2 separate regions of the Homo sapiens genome follow, and region 1 is linked to region 2. A link is an interaction called in ENCODE POLR2A ChIA-PET data of the cell type or tissue named here. Cell type or tissue: PC-9. All regions are shown on one strand.

Evidence for each region. ChIA-PET counts read pairs that join two places held together with the same protein. Peaks named below come from ENCODE experiments on the same cell type or tissue, not always from the same donor. Only the 100,000 strongest peaks of a DNase experiment are listed, where the experiment ranks them.
Region 1: POLR2A ChIA-PET joins it to region 2 with 5 read pairs; 2 of 35 experiments call an interaction of 5 or more read pairs at or near these places.

Annotation. Positions count from the first base shown.
Region 1 is chr6:107,629,714-107,632,213 of GRCh38, forward strand. The region is part of intron 5 of SOBP (sine oculis binding protein homolog); the gene reads left to right. Among named protein-coding and RNA genes, the nearest start is that of SOBP, 140 kb to the left of the region's middle. In PC-9, no CTCF peak of the experiment used is centred here; no DNase peak of the experiment used is centred here.
Region 2 is chr6:108,000,996-108,003,495 of GRCh38, forward strand. No RefSeq gene overlaps it. Among named protein-coding and RNA genes, the nearest start is that of SEC63, 44 kb to the left of the region's middle. RefSeq lists an enhancer at 1,913-2,422. In PC-9, no CTCF peak of the experiment used is centred here; a DNase peak (open chromatin) is centred at 1,556.

The DNA of each region.
Region 1 (2,500 bases), 370 kb before region 2:
TTTATTTCACAGGAAAGGAGTGAATCCATCAGGCCACTGAGCTTATAAGTACTACTCTGGCAGTCAGCCACCCAAATATAAATACTCTAAATGGACTAAAGGAAATGTTCATTCTGTTGTTTAGAGTTGGACCCATCCCAGGAAGGTAAATTTAATCTTTTTGAGGACTGCTGTTATAGGGTTGAATGGAATACGCATTTGTTTATCTCCTTTGTGATCTTTTTGTCTTCCTGGTGATACATTATGTATTTGTGATAGGAAGCATTTCAGCTGTCTCGCTCAATGGCATTGCATTTGCTGGTTGTTGGGTCCCCAGATTGGCATCGTTAAACAGCTTCAGCCTCTGTCCAATCTAGGACCTGTTAGTGAGAGAAGTGGAACCAAAGAGGCCAGATTCCAACAGAAACAAAGCTGGGGTGAAATTAGGGGGAAATCATTCCAGAGCTCAGTGCGTAAATCCCTGCACTTCTTAATCTTTATCTTCTAAAATATCTGAAGGAATTTTGGTACTTCTTGGCATAATGAGGAAAAAATAATTCCTCAGAAAGTTAAAAAGTGAAATAAAATGTAAAGCTGTCAGTGAAAGAAGGAAAGAATAACCCACCACACCACAATTCAGAAAACCAGAGTTTATGAGACACACATTGTGTTTTCCTGGATATGCAAATGTTGTTTTATTAAAGAGAGAGGGATATGGTATATATTTTCATCTAACTACCACATCTTAAGTAATCAGTTCAGGCTCTTATGATGAAATCTTTAATTACTAGAAGTGTGTCATTAGTTAGATGTAGAATGAATGATAGTACCGTGTTTTATTGCCTCACATGATATAGCCATTTGTGCCATAAATTCATTGACCTCATCTTAAATGATGAGTCCTGTAAGACAGACTTGATTCATTATTTCTTAAGTGACAGTTTTTCCTCTAATAATTTTTTGCTTCACCAGAAAGATTGCTTTTCTGTATTTTTAGATCAGTATTCTGAATTGAAATTTAATAAGGCAAGGACACACACACACACACACACACTCTGTCTCTCTCTCTCTCTCTCTCTCTCTCTCTCTCTCACGTTACCGAAAACAAGATAGTCATGAACTGTCACACTACTACTTGAACACTTTGGGATGCTGCTGAAAATCAAGCAGCTAACCATAGGCCTTTGCTTTAATGGGAAAGTTTGATGAAATAGGATTTTGCTTCTAACTTTGATGTCTGTAATTCTTTTTATGTCAAAATCGATGAGATATGGTGGAGAATTCTCATTTGACAATTGGGATAGATCTATGAGCATTCCTTATTCATCATTGGATTACTGAAAGTGAAGGAAGGGAAGGGAGAACATATAAATTATATTTAGATTATTATTATTTTTTACTCCATTTGAAAATATTTATTTGGCTTGAGGAAACAGGAATCCTTTGGAGGCAAATAATTCAATCTGGCAATTTAAAAACCAATTAAGGATTTCAGAAAACCCTTCTCCCTTATGGCTAAAAAATAAGATCCAAAAAAATATGCCAGAAAATGGGTATATTATTTTAATTAGCTTAATTCATTGATAATTTTTTTTAGTCAATGATTAAAGAAGCTATTTTTGATCCTTCACTTCAAGCTTGTAAATTTGCACTGCAGGCTTTCTATGGATGCCTAATATTGAAACAGAAGCAGGTGGTTTTATTTCATAGTGGAATTTAAGTGCCACATCATTATACATTAATTTTATTTAAATGATCAGGTTTATAAAACAATAACTTACATGCATCATGTTTCTAATACTTGTTTACTTAACCTTTATCTAGATGAAAAATTTGAGGGTCTGATGGATTCTGTGGGTCTCTTCTCATCAGAGGCAATTCTGCACTTTTTTGTAAACTGGGCATCTCAATTAAGATAAAAGCTTCCCTTAATTCAGGAGGAACATGAAACACTATAGCGAAACACAGGAGTATATTAGCACTGAAATTTTTTTTTACCACTTTAATAACTGCAACAGTTTTGATAGCTAAATTGAAAGAATGCCTTTCTAATCATCAAAGGTAACTCAGCAGTTTTCTCACTCTCCAAAATTTTTTGCAAGAAGTAGTTTGAACGGGCAATTTGATGAGACTAAACAAAACACGAATGTGTGCCAACATGTTGTTCAGTCTCACACTATCAAGTTTATTACCTGCAAATATCAGTGGAAAAAAAGCGAGAAGGAAAAGAGTGGATTTACACATACAGACCCACATCTGCCAAGTGCGTGTTCGCCCATGATCACATACCAGCATGCCACCACTGTTTACAATCAAGGAAAGCTGAGAGTTAAATGAGATGAGTAATCAAATGCCCAGCATATGTTGTTTTTGCATTGTTTATGTGACCAATCATTATTAAAATTTATCATCTTTTAATTATATCAGTTTATGATAGTTTTTTTAAAAAACCAACACGCACCAACAACAGAACAACAGACAGCCTCTTCAACAAAAACAGGCTCTCATTTAGAACAATATT
Region 2 (2,500 bases):
CCATCTCAAAAAAATTAAAAAATAATTAAATAAATAAAAGAATCTGAGTGTGGACCATGGAGGAGCTAGGTATGAATGGAGCATGGGTGTAGAAAGGGAGGGGCAGGTGACCACACTGGAAAGGTGAGCCAAATTGAGTCCTAGGATGAAAAGCCCATAGGACTCATATTAAGCTGTCCTTCTTGTTGCTCAAAATCAATAAATAATATTTTAAAACTTGCAGTCACTCTCATCACTCTCGATTAATCCTTCCCCTTACATCCATTCCGATAGCAAGTTCTGTTTGCTCTACCTTCAAACAATATCCTGCAAGACCCGCCTTAATCCAGGTGATGGTCCCCTCTCCACTGAGTTGCTACAATAGCCTCTGAACAGCTCACCTCACTTCTGTCGTTACCTGCCCCTCCCCAGCAGTCAACTCAACCCAACCCAGTAGCCTGGGTGATTTTTTTTTTTTTTTGAGACAGGGTCTTGCTGGGTCTCCCAGGCTGGAGTGCAGTGGTGTGATCTTATCTCACTGCAATCTCCACCTCCTGGGTTCAAGCGATTCTTGTGCCTCAGCAGCTGGGACTACAGGTGCACACTACCAAGCCTGGCTAATTTTTGTATTTTTAGTAGAGACAGGGTTTCACCATGTTGGCCAGGCTGGATTTGAACTCCTGACTTCAGGTGATCCACCCGCCTCGGCCTCCCAAAGTGCTGGGATAACAGGCATGAGCCACTGCACCCGGCCTCGTCACCATATTTATGTCTCAGAAAGATCCCTCTCAAGGAGGCTGAGCTGAAGCAGGGGACAAGAGGTGATAAAGGCCCTGCCACAGAGAAAGGCTAGATTCCAGAGACATTTACAAACCAACAGAGATCAAAGGTGTTTTACAGACTGACTACTGAGATTAGAGTTAGTAATAAAGAGTACATTCACTTTAACCCAGCACATATTTGCTGCATATTTGCTAAGGGCAAGGGATCATGGGAAAAAGGGATAAAAGGACAGACCATGTCCCAAGCGGGGTGTTAGGTCAGGTGAGTAGGGAGCTGGAGAGAAGTTTGGTGCATGTGCTGGGAGAATGGGGGGCAGAAAACGCTCAATTTCCAACATGGGGGAAATTCAACAAGACGCCATAGGCTAGGGCGTATCTAAGTTAGGTACTGGAAGAATTTCAAAGGCAAAGACTGGAAAGAACAGTGTGTGGCAGGACAGATTTTGAATTTCAACCTCTCTACCATCTCTCGCAGAACTTTCAATGGAGTTGCTAGTGATTTGAGAAATAATTATTTCCATACCCCATAAAACAAAATAAAATTTTAAAAAGAGGACAAGGTACACAGAAAAGCAGCAAGGAAGAATTAGGATCATTCACCACCAGAATAATTTGGTCCAGAACAAGTGAACCATGTCAATAAGATTTTAAGAAAACACAGCAAAATCACTTCCTTGTTCAGATGCGTCACAAAGGGAAGAACAACAAAAATCCTCCAAGTGAATAACTCTGCTGACTCCCGGACTTTGACCTGGGAGAACAATTTTCTGCCAGGGTGATATTGTTTTATAGCAAGTTGAGATCCTTGGTAAGCAGGATTCCTACATAAAAGCTGACAGTCATACCGGCTTGAGGAACTTGCCTACATTTTTAATAAAACTGTCAGATTAAGCCATGCCTGGCTGCAGTCTATTATTAATACACATTCTTAACTGTCAATTAGTTAACTGGCTAGTAAAAGGAACCTGGCTTACAAGATTGTTGCTAATGAATATAATGCTTTGTTCTCCAGCAAAACATATGCTTAGGTTGTGTAATTAGAAGAAGGGCCCCCTCCCTCCTTCCCCATAGGGAGATCATGTGCAGCTGAATAAAGGCGCTTATTATACCTGTGAGGGGTCAAAGTCTGTGGATCTGTGGCTTATGGTATTATGACAGATTACAAAATCACTCTATTATGCTAGTCAATCTGTTTGCAAGCACCTAGTAGGGAGCTAGCTGGGCACTAGACGCTCCAAAACAAGATTCCCATTGGTTTTCTTCCTAAGGTCTCATGACGGGTCAGCTGTTGTTGACATCACCCCGCTGCTCACATGTCAGTCAGAGCCTTTCTGTCTGACTTCTGCCTCTGTCACTGCCAAGCTGTCCTCTGCGAGTCAGCCCTTGCCTCGGGCCACAACCATCTCCCAAGAACAGCTCAGATGAATTTGAAATCCACAGGCTTTTGTGCTAGTGAAAAGGAAACGGAAGCGGGACACTTAAACCCTGTATGTCTTTTGTTTCTGACTCTCCTTACCTCCTGTCCTTCCCCTCTCCCCCTCTTTTTCTCTTCGACTGTTTCCCTGGTTTCTCATCCCTCTCCTTCCCACTATGGTCATATGCCTTCTTTGAAAACATATTTATTTTATTTTATTTATTTATTTTGAGATGGAGTCTCGCTCTGTCACCCAGGCTGGAGTGCAGTGGCACGATCTCAGCCCACTGCAACCTCCGCCTCCCGGATTCAAGCAATTCCTCTG